Regions from separate parts of the Homo sapiens genome. Here region 1 is linked to region 2. The links are chromatin loops, found by intact Hi-C in ENCODE. Cell type or tissue: A673. All regions are shown on one strand.

Evidence for each region. A loop is a pair of places that touch in the nucleus more often than their neighbours do. Peaks named below come from ENCODE experiments on the same cell type or tissue, not always from the same donor. Only the 100,000 strongest peaks of a DNase experiment are listed, where the experiment ranks them.
Region 1: a loop joins it to region 2, with 7 times the contacts of the local background. A loop is called at or near these places in 6 of 110 quality-filtered maps.

The regions. Positions count from the first base shown.
Region 1 is chr13:110,589,457-110,597,456 of GRCh38, reverse strand. No RefSeq gene overlaps it. Among named protein-coding and RNA genes, the nearest start is that of NAXD, 22 kb to the left of the region's middle. In A673, a CTCF peak has its summit at 3,795 (motif pointing left); a DNase peak (open chromatin) is centred at 3,786.
Region 2 is chr13:111,218,823-111,226,822 of GRCh38, reverse strand. The region is part of intron 5 of ARHGEF7 (Rho guanine nucleotide exchange factor 7); the gene reads right to left. Among named protein-coding and RNA genes, the nearest start is that of ARHGEF7-AS1, 74 kb to the right of the region's middle. In A673, a CTCF peak has its summit at 3,234 (motif pointing right); a DNase peak (open chromatin) is centred at 3,262.

The DNA.
Region 1 (8,000 bases), 630 kb after region 2:
TCTAAGTGATTGCCATGATTCAGCATATTTTTCAAAAGCACAAATGATCAGCGAAAATGTTGATGCAGTTATTGATCTGCTTGACCATGGCTGGGACGCTTCTCTCCTCAGCCTTCTCTCTCAGCTGCCGGTTGCAGCAGCGGCAGCACCCTCAGGGGCGGTGGGGGAGATACAGGCAGGACCCCTGGAGGAGCACAGAGCTGCCTCTGCAACTTCACTCCCACTGCAGCTCCGCAGGTCAGCGTGGGGGGCCGGGGAGCAAGCTCGTTATCAGCATCTCAGACGACCCCGGCCCTTCCCATGTTCCTCACACGTGCATGTGGTGCTGTCGGGGTATTCTTGTTCATTTTCTCCTACATCAAACTCACATTTGGATGGAGACATGTATTTCTCCATCGATTTTTTCCCATCCATTCTCCCTGCATTTACCAAAACAAGCCACATTGAACCAGAGGATCTGAGAGCATGGAATTCACCTTTCTGATCCCTATGCAGTTCAGAAAGTCAGACTGAGAGGGAGCGAAACACAGCTGTGTGTGTGCACTTCTGTATTACATATCAATCATAATACATGAAGTGACAGGCTTTTCTTCAGAGCTCCAATCTCAAAGAATCTAGAAGGCCCACATTTTCAATAAAAACCTCTAATAGAATCATAACCTAAAGGAAAAAGCACCAGGTTGAGTTTGGATTTAAAGTTCCAATTCCTAAGCTTTAAGAATTTAAGAGAGTTACTTAAACTTTTTGGTTCACAGAGTTTTTTTATCATCAAAAAATGAAATATTTGGATTAGATAAACTTCAATGTTTCTCTAAGCTCTAGAGACGTGTGTTTGGTATAGTAATATATTTGCTTATATTTAACCTTTATTTAGTTTGTAGCTTTTTTGTTTGTTTGTTTGAGATGGGGTCTTGCTCTATCACCTGTCTGGACTGCAGTGGTGTGAACATGGCTCACTGCAACCTCCACCTCCCAGGCCCAAGTGATCTTCCCACCTCAGCCTCCCGAGTGGCTCATGCCTATAATCCTAGCACCACAAGCCTCAACCACCATGCCCGGCTAATTTTTGTTCTTTTTTAGTAGAGACTAGGTTTCACTATGTTGCTCAGGCTGGTCTCAAACTCCTGGACTGAAGCAATCCATCCACCTCAGCCTCCCAAAGTGCTGGGATTATAGTCATGAGCCACCATACCCAGCCAGTTTGTAGCTTTTAAAATATTGTTTTAAAGCTTTCTAAGATGAGAGCCAGGGCCAGAACTTTGAGAGCCTGAGGCAGTAGGATTGTTTGAGGTCAGGAGTTCAAGACCAGCCTGGACAACATAGCAAGACTGCATCTGTACAAAAAATGTAAAAATTAGCCTGGCATGGTGGCAACGTGCCTGTAGTCCTGGTTCCTCAGGAGGTTGAGATAGATAACAGGATCACTTGAATCCAGGAGTTTATATTTACAGTGAGCTAGGAATATGCCACTGCACTCCAGCCTGGGCAACCGAGCTAAACCCTGTTCCTAAAAAATAATAAATAATTAAAAAGCTCTCTTAAGATGCATAGTAATGTTCTCGAGGATTCTCAGTAGTCTGTAATTTGTATACAGCAAGTTGTAAATGATACAGAGACAAATATCTCCCCTGTACCTTTTGTTAAGTTTTTCTCCAAAGTGAAAATTAGAGAAGGGTGGCTAGGTGACTTCACCTGATTAGAAGCCAGGTGACTTCATTTCCACAGATGTCATTGGTATACATGACAGTCTCCATAAGCTGAGGAGTGCAGCCTCCATGCTAGAATAGTTCCTATTTCTCAGTTACTCTTAGTGAATTGTGTAGGGCAGGAAAAAAAATGGTTTCCTCTGTCTTCTTAGGTACTGTAGCTGGGGCCTGTGAATCACACTGATAAAAGATAGATTCTTTTTTTCTCTTTTTTTGAGGTGGAGTCTTGCTCTATTGCCCAGGCTGTAGTGCAGTCACGCAATCTCAGCTCACTGCAACCTCTGCCTCCCGGGTTCAAGTGATTCTCCTGCCTCAGCCTCCTGAGTAGCTGGGATTACAGGCATATGCCACCACACCTGGCTGATTTTTGTATTTTCAGTAGAGACGGGGATTTCACCATGTTGGCCAGGCTGGTCTCAAACTCCTGACATTAGGTGATCTGCCCGCCTCAGCCACCCAAAGGGCTGGGATTACAGGCGTGAGCCACTGCGCCCGGCCAAAAGACAGATTAATAGGAGGAAAGGCATATAAATTATATTTTATGTTAATTTTTTTTTTTGAGACAGAGTCTTGTTCTGTCACCCAGGCTGCAGTACAGTGGCATGATCTTGGCCCACTACAACCTCTGCCTCCTGGGTTCAAGCGATTCTCCTGCCTCGGCCTCCCAAGTAGCTGGGATTACAGGCATGCGCCACCACGCCTACCTAATTTTTGTATTTTTAGTAGAGATGGGGTTTCACCATGTTGGCCAGGCTGGTCTCAAACTCCTGACCTCAAGTGATCCGCTGGCCTTGGCCTCCCAAACTGTTGGAATTACGGGCGTGAGCCACTGCACCTGGCCTTCATGTTAATATTTTAATAAGTTTTAATTTTTTGTGTGCATGGAGGACTTCACAGGAAAGAAATGAAGACCCACAGGAGCAGTTAAACATGGGGCTGGGGGCCAGCCGCGGTGGCTCATGCCTGTAATCCCAGCGCTTTGGGAGTCTGAGGTGGACAGATCACCTGAGGTCAGGAGTTCGAGACCAGCCTGGCCAACATGGTGAAACCCCATCTTCTAAAAATACAAAAATCAGCCAGGCATGTGGCATGCACCTGTAATCCCAGCTACTCAGGAGACTGAGGCAGGAGAATTGCTTGAACTCAGGAGGCAGAGGTTGCAATGAGCCAAGATTATGCCACTGCACTCCAGCCTGGTGACAGAGCAAGACTCTGTCTCAAAAAAAAAAAAAACAAAAAATGAAAAACAAACAAAAAACAACCCACAAAAAACCAAACAACAAAAACCGTGGGGCTGGGGTTCTATGCCCTTTTAACAAAGGGCTATAAATTGTGGAGACAGGACAAGACCAAGGAAAAAGAGTTTGGGCTTCTAGAGGTGGTAAACTGTGGAAAGGAGCATATGAGGAAAATGAACAGAAGGGAAGGGTTATAGGGTTATTTAGTAAAGCTAGTTTACGCAGACGCATCCTGGTGCCATCTCCATTGTCAGTGATGATGTTGTTCTTCCCTTCCCGGTATGAGAGATGGGGACACCCCCATGACAGAAATTTATGCCCGGCTTTTAGGCAGAGAGGGGAGGGCAGAGAGCCTTTCCTGTGTCTACTTTTTCTCAATTGCCTTCCAGTTCAAAATAATCTTTATGCCAAAGTGGCATATCTTGAGGCGGCATATTCTAATCCCCTTCTATTGTAATATATAATGGAAACTGAGACTTCAGCAGTGCTGTCTACTAGAACTTTCTGTGATGAAGGAAATGTTCTGTGCCCGCACTGTCCTATATAGTAGCCACTAGCCACATATCTGTTGAGCACAAGAAATGTGGCTGGTACAACTGAAGAGCTGAATTTTAAATTTTATTACATTTTCATTAATTTAAATTTAAATACGCATGTGTGGTTGGTGTCTGCCATATTGAATAGTAGAGCTCTAGAACATTAAGAACTTAAACAGAAAACACTCATTTAGCTTTGAGCATGAGAAATTTTACATTGTTGTATTACGTACGACACCTAATACTCCAAGTTGTTTCCTGACGGGACATTTACTTTTTAGTTTAATATTTGCCTGTAGTGCCCTCTACTGTCTCTAGGATGACTGTGTTGGGAAATGTCCCCAACTTGAGTTCCTTCAGATGACATTCTGTTCCAGGGGCCCTGCAGTTTAGCCCAGAGCTGTCATTATCAGATGGTTTGTATTTAGGTCTGATCCTTCAAGTAGAACTTCTGATGAAGATAAAACTTAAACCAATAAAGAATTATGTAATTCTATCTTATTAATGAAAGGATCATAGACCTTTGGGAATTTTTTTTTTTTTTTTTTTTTTTTGAGAAGGAGTTTTGCTCTGTCACCCAGGCTGGAGTGCAGGGATGCGATCTTGGCTCACTGCAACCTCCACCTCCCGGGTTCAAGCAATTCTCCTGTCTCAGCCTCCTGAGTAGCTGGGATTACAGGCACATGCCACCACACCCAGCTAGTTTTTGTATTTTTTAATAGAGGTGGGGTTTCGCCTTGTTGGCCAGGCTGGTCTCGAACTCCTGACCTCAGGTGATCTGCCCGCTTCGGCCTCCCAGAGTGGTGGGATTACAGGCGTGAGCCACCGCGCCCAGCCTGGGATTGTTGATTCTCCATTGTTTCGTTCAATCTTTCCTTCTTGACGGAAGTAATATCGCTGGGCGTTGTTAAAGGCTTATGTCTAACATTTATATTCTGTGTTAGAGTAAAAATAGCCAGAAAATCCAGGACTTGATTTGCATGGGTCTGAGGCATATGTGGGGCAAAGCCGCAGGAGGCCCTGAAAATGACACCAAGGAATTCAAGTCCAATCCAGAAAGTGTGGAAACCCAAAGAGTCATCTTCAGGAGGGGCCACAACTGCCATTTGTTCTATAGATACATCAATTTTATGAGTCAGAATCATTTCTCATAGTAGACTCAGAGGCAGGGAAAAAAAAAAAGAGAGAGAAGTCAGACTGGGTTCTGCTTAGGGGATGTGGAAATATTAAATTCAAAACAGTATTTGGCATAAATGTTCATGGGGAGAAAAAACGATGGCCTTTAGGGAGGAAGATGATTTTCATACTCAGTATGCCACATGAATCACGAAGTAAAAATTCAAATATCAAAGTTATATTAACTTCCCTCTAGAAGATGGGAGGACAATTAGAAACATGAATAAACCGAGCATGATGGCTCATGCCTATGATCCCAGCACTTTGGGAAGCCAAGGCAGGAGGATTGCTTGAGCCCAGGATTTAGAGACCAGCCTGGGCAATATAGCGAGACCCCATCACTACAAAAAAAATCTTAAAAAGTTAGCTGGGTGTGGTGGCGTGCGCCTTAGTCCCAGCTACTCCGGAGGTTGAAATTGTAGGATTGCTTAGACCCAGGAGTCTGAAGCTGCAGTGACTGCACTCCAGCCTGGGCGACAGAATGAGGCCCCCTGTTTTTAAAAATAAATAAATAAGTACATAAAAATAAAAACAAAAGAAAACATAAATAAGAGTACAGAAATTCATATAGGTTTAGATGGATCACAAATAAATATTTTTATTTTATCTGTTTTTTTGAAATGGGATCTTATTATGTCACCCAGGCTGGAGTGCAGTGGTGTGATCTTGGCTCACCACAGCCTTGAACTCCAGGGCGCAGGTGATCCTCCCATTGAGCCTCCCAAGTAGCTGGGACCACAGATGGCACCCCACCACGCCTGGCTATTTTATTTTACTTGTCTTTTTTCATTTTATTTATTTATTTTTTTTGAGACAGAGTATTGCTCTTGTTGCCCAGGCTGGGGTGCAATGGCGTGATCTCGGCTCACCACAGCTTCTGCCTCCCAGGTTCAAGCGATTCTCCTGCCTCAGCCTCCCAAGTAGCTGGGATTACAGGCATGCACCACCACACCTGGCTAATTTTTGTATTTTTAGTAGAGACAGGGTTTCTCCATGTTGGTCAGGCTGGTCTTGAACTCCCGACCTCGGGTGATCCGCCTGCCTCGGCCTCCCAAGGTGCTGGGATTACAGGCGTGAGCCATGGCGCCTGACCTATTTTATTTGATTTGTAGAGATAGGGTCTCAGTATGTTGCCCAGACTGGTCTTGAACGCCTGGCCTCAGGTAATCCTTCCTCAGCCTTCCAAAGTGCTGTGATGACAGGCATGAACCGCCACCCCCAGCCAGCAAAGAAACATTTTAAAGAAAAGCACGGAGTTAACAATAACACTGTCTTGCCTTCACTTCAAAATGCCAAATGAATAAATCAAATGTAGGAGTGCTCAGAAGAGCAAGAAACATTTGCAGCTCTGCATCTGCGGAAATTAAGAGACACTCTAGGTAGCCAGCTTGGCGCCTGATGAAGTTTCTAATGTGGACCATCGTGATATGGTTGTGGGTATAGATTTAATTAGACATTTGAGAGGCAGAATCAATAGGTTGAAGGCTACTGAATTCATTTAAGCAAATATGTGACTATGCTTTACATGCACGGGGCACCTGCAAGATGCTGGAGGATAACCACATGAACACGCGCAGTTTCTGGTGTTGACCCGCTTAGATCTGGCGGGTCCAGGAAACACAACTCAGGTGCCCAGAGCCACGCATGTTAGGCCATTGGAGTCCTGAGAAAGGAGGAAGAACAGCTCTGGGGGGCCACCCAAAACCTTCATACTGGCTGGCATAGATAGAATTCTGCCACTTGACGCAGGAAGGCTGGTTCTCCTCCGGGTCTGGAGGTAAATCCAGACGGGCCCAACCTCAGCACTGCGGTCCCATTTCCCTTGCTGATTGTGATGAACGAGTGGCTTTTTATCATCACTGTAGCAACCATAGCCACCAAGCTGTGAGGGAGGGAAGCCTCCAGGAGTGGTTTCTTTGCTCTTAGAGAGAGGTGAGAGACATGGGGACCAGTGTGCACATGAAGCCTGGAACTGGAAAAGCTGCCCCGTAACCCTGAGGGCATCCGACTTGAACATGAGCCAGCATTCCAAGGAGGGCAGGGCGGGAAGGTGGAAAACCTGAGTCCTTGGCGACACTGAGTGAGCGAATTCTGGACCTGCCCTGTGGGTGACCAGCTGTCCTGGCTTGCCCAGGACTTTTCAGTGATAGCACTAAAGTCCCTCCTACCTGCCAGGCATTGTGCTGAGGAATTTACATACATCATTCTCTTTGCCTCTCACCACGACTTTTTTCTAAAACTACTGGAGATAATTATAGAATCACATGCAGTTAAAAGAAATAATACAGAAACAGCTCAAATGCTCTTCACCTAGTTTCCTCCAATGATAGCATCTTGCAAAACTACAGTACAAGATGGCAACCAGAATGGTGACATTGTTACAGGCCAAATTTACAAACTTTCTGTCAGCACAAGGATCCTTGATATTGACCTTCTGTAGCCATACTCACTTCCCTTTCACCCCAACCCTCTCCTTAACCCCTGGCAACCATGGAACTGTTTTCCATTGCTATAATTTTGTCATTTCCAGAATGTTATAGAAATGGAATCTACAGTATGTAACCTTTGGAATTGCTTTATTTTCCCTCCAGCTCAGTGTGATTCTCTGGAGGTTCATCCGGGTTGCTGCCTGTGTCAACAGTTTGATTCCCTTCTCTGCTGAGCAGTAAGTATTCCATGGTATGGATAGGCCAGAATTTGTTTAACCATTCAGTCATTGAAGAGCATCTGTGTTATCTCTAGCATTGGGCTAGTATGATTAAAGCTGATGCAAGCATGTATGTGTAGTTATCATGTGAACATGTCTTCAGTTCTCTAGGATCACGCCCAGGAGTGCAATGGCTGGTCATGTGGTGGTTGCATATTTAGTTTTTGGTTTTGTTTTTAAGAAACTGCCAAACTGTTTTTTAAAGTAGCTGCACCGTTTTACATTCCTGCCAGAAATGTATGAGAGATCCAGTTACTCAAAATCCTCATCAGCATTTGATATTGTCACTTTTAATTTTAGCGATTCTGGTTGGTAGATATGTAGTTATATCACATTGTGGTTTTAATTTGTGTCTCCCTAATGGCTAGTGATGTTGAATATTCTTTCATGTCTTTGTCATCCATATATCCTCTTTGGTGAAATATATGCTCATTTTTTTTTTTTGCCCATCATCTAATTGGATTGTGTGGTTTTTTTTAACTGTTAAATTTTGAGAGTTCTTTATATATTCTAAGCACTAGTCAGTTGCCAGCTATGTGGTTGGTAAATATTTCTCCCACTCTACAGCTTATATTTTCATTCAATAGGGTGTTTCACAGAGCAAAAAGTTTTAGTTCTGATAAAGTTCAATTTAAAA
Region 2 (8,000 bases):
GCCTAGATCCATTAGAGGAACCACTATTTATGGCCTTACAAAATGTATTCCTTAAATGCTAAGACCCAAAAATCTAAATTAATCCTTGACCCATGAGCTGCAGTATGGATGCTGTGTTAGCAGCATGAAAACAACATTAATTTCTTTGTATGTCTCCCTCAAAGCTCTTGGGTGATTAGGTACACTGTCAATAAGCAGTAACATGCTCAAGGGAATCTTTTTTTCCTGAGTGGGAGGTCTCTAAAGTGGGCTTAAAATATTCAGCAAACCATGACACAAGCAGATGTGCCACCATCCAGGCTTTGTTGTTCTAACTTACAGCGCAGAGAGGCAAAGTTGGTTAAGCATAATTCTTAAGGGTACTAGGATTTTCAGAATGGTAAATGAGAATTGGCTTCAACTCAGTCACCAGCTACATTAACCCCAGACCAGAGAGTCAGCCTGTTGGTGTGGCCACCTTCACCGATGATGTCAGCTAGATCTTCTGGATGACTTGCTGCAGCTTCTCCGTCAGCACGTGCTGCTTCACCCTGCACTTTCATCATGTTCTGGAGACGGCTTCTTTCCTTCAACCTCATGCACTAACCTCCATTAGCTTCAAACTCTTTTTCTGCAGCTTCCTCACCTCTCAGTCTTCATAGAATTGAAGAGATTAGGCTTTGCCCTTAAGGAAATGTTGTGGCTGGTTTGATCTTCTATCCACACCACTCAAACTTTCTCCATATCAGCAATAAGGTGGTTTCATTGCTTATCATTCATGTGTTCACTGGAGTAGCACTTATAATTTCCTTCAAGAGCTTTTCATTTGTATTCACGACTGACTGGTGCAACAGGCCTAGCTTTCAGCCTGTCTCACCTTTCTACATGCCTTCCTCACTAAGGTTAATCGTTTCTAGCTTTTTATTTAAAGTGAGAGACATGCAACTCTTCCTTTCATTTGAACACTTAAGAGGCCATAGTAAGGTTATAAACTGGTTTAATTTCAGTATTTTTGTGTCTCAGGGAATGAGTGGCCTGGGGAAAAACATGGGGAATTCCCGGTCAGTAGGGCAGTCAGAATACACACAACATTTATCAATTAAGTCTGCCATCTTACATGGGCATGGTTCATGGCACCCCAAAACAATTCTAACAGTAACACCAAAGGTCCCTGATCACAGATCACCATAACGGATACAATAATGAAAAGCTGTGAAATCGTGCAAGAATTACCCAAATGAAGCACTGGGACAAGTGGGCACATGGTGCTGGAAAAATGGCACCAACAGTGTTGCCACAAGCCTTCCATTTGTAAGAGAAAAAAAAAAAAACAAAAAAACAAGCAAAGTGCAATAAAGTGAGATACGCCCTATAAATCTAAGCAGAGAAGTCTCTGCATACTGTGAAGAGTTGCGAGGCAGCTACGTAGGAGAGGAGAGGAGGTGAGTAACGCCTCTCCCTGGATCAGGGCTGTGGGAGTGGGTGGCCTGTGCTCTTCCCCACATGAGCTCTTCCGTCTACTGGCTATCACATGCTACAAGCATGTGGCATGTAAGTAATACAATTACTTAAGCATAAATGCAAATAAAACTTTTTTAAAAAAGAGAAGCTCTAATACTGGAAGACTAACAACCTGACCCCTAATTACTCTAAGTCAGCTGGTCTATGGGACGTGCTCCTGAAACGGAAGATGTGTAATCATCACCGACAACGGGAGGCAGCCACATTGCAGTGAGGACATGCTCGGTATACCAATCTAGGAAAATATTCACTTTCACACGCCAGAAACATTTCCAAACCATCTACTCCAAGACCCCTTTGTACATAATGCTATAATACGCTCCCTACGCCTGCCTCGGGGGGCCCATATCTTCTAATTTATGTTCTTCTCTCTTGTTTAAAAACAATTACATCTTGAAACAATAGTGCTGAGAGGTCCATCCTGTAATGCAGCCTCATGTGTCCCATCCAAACCCAATCCTCACCGGAGAGGAGGAAGGACTACAGCACAAGCTCACATCCAGTGGCACGAAGGAAGGCAAGGTTCTGGGGTACTTTTGTCCTTTTCCCCGCACAGATTATACTCACATCAAACACTGTTCCTCCACAGCTAAATTAATAACGACATCCAAAATTCAGCTGCGTGTTGCTTTATGTCAAAAATAAGTAAAAAATATTTAAAAGTGACCAACTTAAAAAGTGGCAATGTCGTTAAAGATCTGTGGATCAGCAAATGACAGTCCCATTTAAGCTCTCACATCACTGCCAAACACAGACAGTCATCATCTCAAGCTAACCAGCCCCCAAAACAGCATTTAAAAGAAATGTCTTTACAACAGATAATAAGCTGTCCAGAAATAGGAGAATGACTAAAGTCAGCACATTAGAAATAATCATCTAAAAAAGCCTGAGTCCACATGCACACACAGAAAACTGGTCTTGGAAGCACACAGAGCACGAGGTGTGTTCTCACAGCTGCTAACCGTGTGTGCCACATGCAGCTGAGTGCCTCCACTTCTATCCAATCACAGCAACCACCATCACCACTCACTTCCAGAATGGACCTTGCTGCTTCTCTCCTTAACTTCTCCCTTGAATTTAGGAAATTCTGAAGCAAGGGAGTAAGAGTGAGGGTGGGTGGGTGGGTGTGAAACACAAATACATATCAGCCTGTAAAAAATGCTGTAGACGCTGGCTGCGGTGGCTCATGCCTGTAATCCCAGCACTTTGGGAGGCTGAGGCGGGCAGATGACAAGGTCAGGTGTTCGAGGCCAGCCTGGCTGACATGGTGAAACCCTGTCTCTACTAAAAATACACAAATTAGCCGGGCGTGGTGGCGGGCACCTGTAATCCCAGCTACTTGGGAGGCTGGGGTAGGAGAATCGCTTGAACCCAGGAGGTGGAGGTTGCAGTGAGCTGAGATTATGCCACTGCACTCCAGCCTGGGCAACAGAGCAAGACTCTGTCTCAAAAAAAAAAAAAAAATGCTATAGAAATCCATGGGTTTTACCTAACCAAAAAAGGTGCACAGAAAATAAATGCTAAGTGACAATTATTTACCTTCCATAAGACTGTACTGTACATATTCAGGAATAATATACAATGCTTTTGACACAAGCATTAGAAAGATCGTTATTACAGAATCCTAGAACATTTTATCTGTCTTCAAAGAGGGACTATTCAAACAAGAAATCCTACACCACAGGTTAAAAGCACCAACACAACGGTGAACCTTGACAAGAACAATTCCATCTCCGACCACAAGAGGGCAAACCACCAATGGCTACACTTCCCCAGGGAAGCAGGAGAGGTGAATTGGACCATCTGGTCAATTTATCTGGAGATAAACAGCCTAAAAAAGTGCCATTTAGAGAAAAACTTCAGTTCTTGTTTACTCAGTAAAACTATTTGTACATCAAATTAAAATATAATTCAGAAGAGAAACCCTCAATTTAAAGGAAGTCAGTGTTTTCATGAATAAAGAAATGATCCTAACATGATGGTCAGAGAAGTCTCTAAGTTTGGAACCTGGCACAATTTTGTTTTCAGAAAAATCAAGCACTAATTAACTATAAATCAAAATACATTTAACACACTCTTCAAAAAAGGAAACCTAATTCCAAAATCAGAAAGCCACATAAACTACTGGAAAAAATGCAATATAGCCGCCCACCCTTATCCACGGGGGTACCCACAAGACTGCCCACTGGATGTCTGAAACTGCAGCTATATCTCTGTATATATACCAACCCTATATATACTATGTTTTCCCATCTATACATACCTATGTGTGTTTAATCTGGAAATTAGGTACAATAATGGATTAACAACAACTAATAATGAAATAGAACAATTATAACAATATACTATAACTAAAGTTATGTGAATGTGGTCTCTTCTCTCAAGATATCTTACTGTATTGTTCTCACCTGTTTCGAACCACAGTTGACTGCAGGTACTTGTAACCACATTACGCAAAGCCAGAGGTGAGAGGGAAGTCTGCTGTACTGAATGTAATTGTGATCCTAGAGTTTTATTCTTAACTGCTCTAGAGTAACACGGTAAAAAATGTGGTTTCACACTTGCCTCAAATGCCCACGGTTAAACTCAGACTGGGCTGGGCGTGGTGGCTCACGCCTGTAATCCCAGCACTTTGGGAGGCTGAGGCAGGTGGATCACTTGAGGTCAGAAGTTCAAGACCAGCCTGCCAACATGGTAAAACCCTATCTCTACTAAAAATACAAAAATTAGCCAGGCATGGTGGCACGTGCCTATAATCCCAGCTACTCGGGAGGCTGGGGCAGGAGAATCGCTTGAACCCAGGAAGCAAAGGTTGCAGTGAGCATCACTGCACTCCAGCCTGGGCAACAAGAGTGAAACTCCATCTCAAAATAAAATAGTAAAATAAAATTAAAAATAAATAAACTAAAATAAAACTAGCATGACTTTCCATACAATATGCTTAGGTAATTAGAGAACAACAGGGACAGAAGGTTATTCCTTTGGTTCAACCATCAGATAAAGTTTAGCAAATGCATCACTAATATGCTCAAAAATGACATTTCTTGAATTTTAAAAAATAAACAGGAAAAAAAGGGAAATTTTCCAAAGTTACTTAGGTCTCAGTTTGGCACAAACCCTATTGTGATGGTTAATACTCAGTGCCAACTTGATTGGATTGAAGGACACAAAGCATTAATCCTGGGTGTGTCTGTGAGGGTGTTGCTAAAGGAGATTCACATTTGAGTCCGTGAACTGGGAAAGGCAGACCCACCCTTAAGCTGCTGGGCACCACCTAATCAGCTTCCAGCAAATATAAAGCAGGCAGAAAAACGTGAAAAGGCGAGACTGACCTAGCCTCCCAGCCTACATCTTTCTCCCATGCTGGATGCTTCTTGCCCTCAAACATCAGCCTCCAATTTCTTCAGTTTTGAGACTCGGACTGGCTCTCCTTGCTCCTCAGCCTGTAGATGGCCTATCGTGGGACCTTGTATACATATACACATATACGTACACGTACACATATACATACATATATGAATCCATAGGTGTATGAGGGTTCTTTAGAGGGACAGAAGTAATAGAGGGACAGAACTAATAATATTCTCCTATTAGCTGTATATATAGATAGATACAGATAGATATATCAAGGGGTTTATTAAGGGGAGTTTATTATATATACATGTTATATATATATATAAAGGGGAGATACATATATATATACATATAAAGGGGAGATATATATCTATATATAGATATATATAGATATGTATCTATATATATAGATATATAGATATGTATCTATATATAGATATATATAGATATATATCTATATATATAGATATATATATGTCTATATATATCTATATATATAGATGTCTATATATCTATATATATAGATATATATATCTATATATAGATATATAGACATCTATATATATAGATATATAGACATCTATATATATAGATATATATATAGATATATATATAGACATATATATAGATATATATAGACATATATATCTATATATAGATATATATAGACATATATATCTATATAGATATATATAGACATATATATCTATATAGATATATATAGACATATATATCTATATAGATATATATAGACATATATATCTATATAGATATATATAGACATATATATCTATATAGATATATATAGACATATATATCTATATATATATGAAAGGGAGTTTATTAGGTATTAACTTACATGATCACAAGGTCCCACAATAGGGGGATGTATATGTATATATGTATATGTAGATATATATATATCTCCCCTTTATATATATATAACATGTATATATAATAAACTCCCCTTAATAAAGTTCCCTTCATATCTATATATCTATCTATATCTATATATATAACTAACAGGAGAATACTATTAGTTCTGTCCCTCTAAAGCACCCTAATACACCTATGGATTCCGTGTGGCCCCTGCAAAGAGCTCCTTGATGGCAACACACCATGTACACGCACATACGTTGAAACCGGGCACGCACACACGCTCAGACACGCCTAAGACATGAGTAGTGGCTTCGGGTAGAACAAAGTGAGAGCACTGTTCCTCATGAGAGCCATGTTTCTAAACACGCCCTGCCGGTCCTTTGGAGGGCGTCCTCTGCTGCTGCCAGCTCAAGGGCCCACAGTCCACTCAAAAGCGGGGGCTCACGATGCCTTCCTGTGGGCTATCAGGGGTAACAGCATACTGCAAGACAAATTCCCACGGCAGATGACACTGACGACATTCAAATGTGTCTGAAAATCACTTCCAACTGGAGAGGATTTTGAGATCCACAAACCCCATCTTTTCAGCGTAATTTCCTTGCTCTGGGTTACTTCTAAAAAATCCACAAGGAGAAATACATGAAAAGTAAAACCCCACTCACCTGCACTCTTACTGTGGTGGTTCAGAGTCAGTCCAGGATTCACACTTAAAGGAGGAGTTCACTTAAGAATTAAAGAAAGTCAGAAAGACCAGCTGGAACAAGCGTCTGTCCCTACTCCAAAGGTGCGTCCCACTTAGCAGTTCTGTAACCTCAACTCTCCTTGGCAAAGGTGAGCAACGAACGAGGTCCTCCTTCCTCTGCCCTGGCTCAAGTGTCCTCCTGGAAAGTCCACTGGCGCCACCTCAGGCCTCTCGGCCCAGGGCTGCTCTCATTGGTTCCCAGGAAAAAGATCTCTCCAACTGGTGGGGCTGGGCTAGGAGATGGGCTCACAGGATGGACCGGGCCTGCCCTAGCCCTAGGTCTCCAGGAAGGCTCATGCAGGCCAGTGCCATCCAACTGAGTCACAGACTAAACTGCATCTCCTAACAGTGATGTCTATCAAGTTGACATTTCCACGCCTCAGCATGGTGCCAGTGCCGCGCTCTCAGTGGGCTCTACACATGAACGGATTTTTTTAAAGGATGTCATGTACTTGCAACCCACCCCCTTCTTAATATCCCAGCAATACTTGTCTTCAAGGGTTATGAGGAGAACTGAAGTTGCAAATGGAAAGTACTTTATACATTAACTGGAACATAACAAGCAGCCGGAAAAAAATTCTGCCCAAGTCGATTTATTATAATAAAAAATACTGCCTTTTAAATTATCATTATTAACAACTACAAAAAACAGTAGCAACTTCACATCCAACAGGATGGCTATTACTTTAAGAAAAAAAAAAACAAGTTGGCGAGAACACAGAAGCAGCAGAACCCTGTGCACTGCTTGTGGGAATGCGACATGGTCCAGCCGCTGGGGAAAACCACGTGGCAGTTCCTCCAGACTTAATCACAGAACCACCATCTGACCCAGCAATTCCACTTCTGGGTATATACAGAAAAGAACTGAAAAGCAAGGACTCAAATACTTACACAACCATGCTCCTAGCAGCATTATTCACATAGCCAAGAGGTGAAAGTAACCCAAGTTCCCATCAACACACAATGTTGTACATACATATGATGAAATATTATTCAGCCTTACAAAGGAAGGTAACTCTGTCATATGCTACAGCATGGAAAACCCTCCAGCACTTTATGCTGAATGAAATAAGCAGTCAAAAGACAAAATGACTGCACTTACACGAAGCACCAACGGTAATCAAATTCAGAGACAGAAAGCAGAATGGTAGAGGGCAGGGGCTGGGGAGGGGAATGGGGACTGTTTAATGGGAACAGAATTCAGTTTGAGAAGAAACAGTTCTGGAGATAAACGGTGGTGATGGTTATAAAACTGTGAATGTACCTAGTGCTACTGAACAGTACACTTAGAACTGGTAAAAATGGCGAACTGCTTTACATATATGTATACATATACATACAATAAGAACAGGCAGGTGCTGTTCCTAAAAATTCCAACACCAGAGAAGTTTACAAATAAGGGCTGCCATCTGCCTTATTAAAATACTTGTTTTCTGAGGTCACTGAGAAAATATTTTTACATCAAAATTGTCATATTCCCATTTGTAAATCTTTTTTTCTTGCTACCTTAGAAAAACAATAGCAG